2 separate regions of the Mus musculus genome follow, and region 2 is linked to region 1. A link is a loop called in an ENCODE intact Hi-C map of the cell type or tissue named here. Cell type or tissue: heart. All regions are shown on one strand. Links, peaks and the distances in the headings refer to the core of each region. The heading gives the core; the rest is flanking DNA. Region 1 holds the start of Gm40763 (a long non-coding RNA gene). Region 2 has its middle 3.2 kb from the start of Phlda1.

Region 1 (2,913 bases), core at 238-2,737:
TTAAGACACACATATCACAGATCACTACAAATGGTTCCCCTCTCTAAGATTTTACACGATCTTCCATAAAAGGTCCATCTATCTTTCACTTATCGCAAGGTACTTTGAATTTTGTGTTTAGTTGTTTATCTCTTCTGTGAATTGTAATGGGCCTGAAAGGGCAGTGTGAGTATGTCTTGTGTCCATTGGTGAATCATCTATACCTACCTTGGTGCCTAGCTCATATAAATGGTCCAAAAATGTTTACTGGGTAGATGTATGTATGTATGTATGGATGGATGGATGGATGGATGGATAAACGGCTCCTTTCAGTCCTTACCCAGAATCACTGCCACTAAAGGTGTCCCTTTCAGAGGACAGAAAGGCTATCTATCAGCCTTTTGTGTGTGTGTGTCTTCAGTACAGAGCCCAGTGGCTGGCATTCAGTAGTTGTATAGCTAATGTTTGATGAATGACTGGGTAACCTAAGGCACACAGCTTGTTGTTCAACACCTTCTACAGCATTGCCCAAGCGTGTGAGTGATCTGAAGCACAGTGGTGGATTCAGACTCTCTGAGCATGATCAGTCTGGCTTGCGAAATGTCTGAGTATCTAAACACCCACGAGCTTCTAAAGTGCGTACAGACTAAATAATGTGCTGTCAGGAAACGTCCCAGTAGGGGTATTAATACTCATAAAATCCCAACTTGTACGCTATTAAGTCCAAGCGACAAATTCTAGGTTCATTTTCCAGACCCACGATATTCTGATGGCATCATCTGAGATGACTCAGAACCAGAAAAGTCATCAGGGTCAGAGAGGTAGTTACTAACTTCCGGCACAGTTGAAAGCTGACAAACAGGGTTTGCGAATTCTGATTTACATCCCAAATATTCCTTCCTCTATTACACTCCCCTTAAACGCATCCAGCGGAGTGAAATTAGATTACTCAGGCAAGCTATGAGAAGCAGGATAGTCCTGCTCCCACTTTCCAATATGAAAGTCACCTACAGGAAAGAAAACATGACTCACAGTTAGGTGAATACTCTATTCCTGGTGACTCAGCAGCTATAGGCCCACCTAGGTGCCCATAAAGACAACCTGAGAGAACTGGAGAAAGGCTAGCAAAATAGAGATGACAGCTAGGCTCTACTGAGCATGTGCTGTCTACTAAGCATCTATGTGGAATATGTGTTGGTTAATTTTAGGTATCGCTTTGACCGGGTAAGGGGAAGAGATAAGGACTCAGAAGATGAGTGAAGCAGGTCCAAGCCCATGGGTGAGAGAAGACACCAGCCAATCGCTGATGACTGGGTTAGAACAAAGAGACAGAGTATCGGAGGTGACATTGATCCCCCTTGGAGCTGGGTATTTAGACGCACAGACAAAGCTGTTTTATCTTTGTCAGATTCCCATGCCAGGGGAATCAAAGCTGGTTCCTCAGAGCATCTGAGGATCCGAGATAGCAGGTACCTGTGTCTCCTCACCCCTTAGGTGCCGAAGACGGAACTGATAATAGAACTATCGACTCCACCACAGTGGGAACCGAACCGTTCTCTGTGGGAAAGGAAGACAGTTGGACACGGTCCGCCTGTAGGGGGCGCCCAGAGAAGAGAGGACACCGAGGATTTTGGGTTCCGGAATAGAGGATGGGGGTGATGACGATGGAGGAGGAGCTGGAGGGTTCAGGGTCCTGTGTGAATCGTGAGTAAAAGGGATTCTCATTGCCTCAGAGTACAGCATGACTAATGAGAAAGCTATCTACTTTCAGGCTAACTCAGCGTCAAGAAGGCTACCTCTTCTGCGTCACAAGAACTGGAGAGAATATGTGAAATATTGGACCCCCATCCCTGGGAGAAGACACTGGGGGCGGGGTGTGCGGGAGGGACAGGTGAGATCATTCTTATACTTTTTCCCTACAGACTATTTTTCCACCCGTACCATGATATAGGACAGTTGCCTCCCCTGTGAACCACACGGATCTGAAGTTCAGGCTTCACACTGAGAGCTTTCAATGATGCTCACTTGCTCTTCTCTGCTTCTGGGATTTAAACTGAGATCCAAGCTCTTCCGAGATCTCAAGCCTTTAATCCAGAACGGCTGTTTTACCGACCCACACAGATCTCAATTATTTTCTGCATGAAACCAACCATGAGCCAATTCTTTATAATGTCAACCACCATGATACTATCAGACATTGATCTTTTGTTGGTGGTGGTGGTGTTTTGTTTTTTTGTTGTCGTTGTTTTGGTTTTTTTCCAGAGAACCCTGACTAACACATTAGTGGCTCATACCTATCCACACCTGTGGACCATGTTCCACCTTCATCTAGAATTCATCACCCCATTCTGACCAGGACTTCCTAACCCGTCAGCTATTGAGTCCTCGACACCCACCACACCCCATTCTTTGACTCACTGACACCTTCCATTCTTAACCAACTTCAAATTAAGTCCCTCCTATACTCACTTCCTGTTCTCTCTGCCCCTATAATCAGCCGCTTCTATTCAGAAAAACACAACTGTCTGGACCATCCCTAATATACCTGCCGACTTTTCCACACTTGGTGCCCAGCTGCCCAGTGCTCTTAGGGAAATTCAGGAAACCATATGTTCTGACACCCTTACAAAGATTCAGCTTTACTGCCAACATTCCTCATGATGTTGTCTCCATCTCTGGCTATTCTCTCTCTCTCTCTCTCTCTCTCTCTCTCTCTCTCTCTCTCTCCCTCCCCCCTCTCCTTCTCTCTCTCTCTCCCCCTCCCTTCCCTCTCCTCTCCTCCCACCCCCTCTCCCCCTCTCCCCCCTCTCTCCTGTACTGCTCTTCACTTGCCTGCCTAAGAGGATCTCCTCTTTCTGGATGAGTCTGTCAGGCCCACACCTTTAACTTCCATTCTGCCCTGATCACTGATGATCACTGATGAACACTGGCCGG
Region 2 (2,913 bases), core at 314-2,813, 130 kb after region 1:
GCCTGAAACTCTGCTCTGTTTATTTCAACTGCCACCTCACTTAACTGGCTAGAGAGACTTTTTCCTAAAGAAAACAAACAAACAAACAAAATCCTCAAAAGATAAATCGTCAGAAAATGCAGGAAACATTAAAAATGTTTTCCTTTACATAATTAATGGTTCATTCAACTTGTTTTTAAGGTGTTCTGTTTTCCACCTTCCTGGCATAGCCAAGTACTTATTGCCAAAGAGTGAAGCAGATTCCCCAAGCTAGATACTCAGTAGCTCTTATAAACGCCTGATACTCAGTAGCTCTTATAAACGCGCCTTTGACTTTAAGAACTGATCACGGAAAATGGGATATTTTACTTAAAAGGACCCTGAAAAGAAAACTCTAGTTACCATGTAACTAGGAATCAGTAAACATACAAAAGGTCTTCTGGGATGAACTGGTTTAGACACTAGAGCTCCAAGCCTTAGGACCCAATTTCATGAAAATGTCTACTCAGGACACACCCACTGAGGACTCTAAATACACCACCTACATGGCAAGCAGAGAACGAATGCATTCATCACCAGCACCCTGCACTCTGATGGACAAGGGGCCTAGACAGCTCAGAGGGCGGGAGGGAGGGAAGCAAGGTCGGGTGTGGGCAACAGACCAGCTCCGTGCACAAGCTGTGTTCTGCCGTAATCCCAGACCTCGCTTCCCAGTTTCCTGTGTCATCAAGGTTTTTTTTTTTTTTTAACTACTTCAACACATGGGTCATAAAGATTGCAAATGCGTTGAGAACACGTGCCTTTCACCATTCTTTCCTCTCAGTACCTAGCCAGCAAACCCTATCTGCACTTGGTGTATCTTTAAAACGTACTACAGCACGCACTAAACTTGACTCATATTATTCCCTAATTACCATATACATTGAATCCCATGGGGCTTGGAGTTTTTTAGCAATAGTGTTAGGTATTCCTATACCAGCATCCCAATGCCTGCAAGAGTAACAAGAGTGGACAAAATGGCTCAGATGTTACAGTTGCTGGTCTTAAAGGCTATGGCATACTTGCCACCCCACTATATGCACAAAAAAAGTTAAAAAGCTACTATACAATGAAATTATCAGGTATTTTATCAGTGTTTAAAACACAAATAGTCCCACCCACATTGATAAAACCCAAGATTTCCCAACTATTTCCTAGTTTTCTTGGGGGGAACCCTCAAAAATTAATTTCTAACTTCTAAAGTCTATTAATTTTTAATAGACTTCTCAGGGCTATAGCTTTTTGCAGTACAGGCTGATGAGCTGATGCCCCCTAGTGACCAGTTTATGTAGTGCACCTGAACGCCTCAAGAGGCGTTCAAAGGAGGTAAATCTTAAATCACCTAACAGCACCTACAGTGACTGAGGTTTGCTCTCTGGCAACACCCACCCTGCCAGCGTTCTGTTTCATGGAACAAACAGTGCCCATAGCACCTTTTCTTTCCCTTTTCTTATGCTGGCCATGGGACCTAGGGCCTTGTAAATACTCATCTCTAGCCCACCTGCCCAGCTCCAAGTACTAGAGAAGATTTTTAATTACCTTCTACCCGGACCCCCATGAGACTCTCAGCCCCTGCAAACTAGCCTTTAGTTTTCACTCCTTGCAGGCAACCCTTCAGAAGGGGTAGGCAGGTGAAAGTCGAAGTGCATCTGCACACGGCACAGAACACATCAGCATCTGGCATCTTCAAACTGGAGCTCTAGGCGGCTGCCTTGAATACTGGGCAGCACAGCATTCAACGGCCTCCAAGCAATGCTAACGCCACTGCCTTTCCCAAACCCTGCAACCTTTTGTCACCCAAAGCTTTAAAACTTCACCTTAGGCTGCAGCTAATCCCTTCCTAATTTTATTTCCTATCAAAGTTTGACCAGCACCAGGCATGCCTCGGTGTGCAGCTCCTGGGGGCAGGGAGACCTGGGAGTTTCCAACCTGCTCTACACAGTGAGGCCCAGGCCAGTCAGACCTACACAATGGGAATTTTCAAAAAAAAGTTAACAAACTGCACTTCACTAAACACCCAAGTAACTGCTTAAGCTTTCTTCAATCTAAATGGCAGCAATTATTACTGTCATTATAAATTCTTTCCCAATTCATACCAGATTCTACTCTGTGTTTTTTTATCCATTTGAACAACCAACCTCCGCATGATACTGAAAACATCAAGTACTAAGTCCAAAATCACACAGGACTGATACACACAGAATAGGCATCTCAGAAGATAGTGTCACAGGCCAGGAGACTATCGGTGTCAGGCTGACGATAGGACAGTGGAACTGACTTTATTTTCCTTCTGTCTTCTCAGGATACTACCAAAGAAATTACACAGAAACAGGCTAAGCTAAACTCACCTTAAAACTGAAAGTAGCAAACATGGAAAGCTTTCAATAGGGCCATGGCTTTTGTGCCATTACCCAGTCTAATAGTATTTATGTGTACTTATGCCCCCGTTACCTAGCAAGACTCTGGCCTTTGAAACCACGAAGTAAAAAATTTAGAACCACCTAAGATCTTCCAAAGTATGCTCACAAAGTAAACCAACCAAATTTAAATATACTTGTTTGATACCAACAAACAAACAAACAAACAAATCCAGTTACATCAGGTTCTAGATATATTAATGTCAGGTATTAAGTATTGACTATTGCTCACAAATGGGAGGTGGGCTCCAAAGCCCAAGTTTAATCATGTTACCCACTTATGATGTATCTTTTTTTAATAAAAAAGTTGTATTTACTTAGCAGTCAACATGTCAACAAAACAGCTGCTTTTTTTGCAATCAGAGTGGTATTCCGTTAACAGAATAATTATCTTCATATAAGCTGCATCAGAGACAACTGAAGACAAAACAAACAAAAAAAGATAAAACCAAAAAAAAAAGAAAAAAGAAAAAGAAAA

What was found. A loop is a pair of places that touch in the nucleus more often than their neighbours do. Peaks named below come from ENCODE experiments on the same cell type or tissue, not always from the same donor. Only the 100,000 strongest peaks of a DNase experiment are listed, where the experiment ranks them.
Region 2: a loop joins it to region 1, with 2.4 times the contacts of the local background. A loop is called at or near these places in 9 of 42 quality-filtered maps.

Annotation. Positions count from the first base shown.
Region 1 is chr10:111,635,154-111,638,066 of GRCm38, reverse strand. It overlaps Gm40763 (a long non-coding RNA gene), which reads left to right and starts at 1,698. Exons shown (of 2, transcript XR_872042.3): 1 at 1,698-1,870. In heart, for the core only: a CTCF peak has its summit at 1,577 (motif pointing right); no DNase peak of the experiment used is centred there.
Region 2 is chr10:111,501,664-111,504,576 of GRCm38, reverse strand. No RefSeq gene overlaps it. Among named protein-coding and RNA genes, the nearest start is that of Phlda1, 3.2 kb to the left of the region's middle. In heart, for the core only: no CTCF peak of the experiment used is centred there; a DNase peak (open chromatin) is centred at 1,356; H3K27ac peaks cover 339 bases.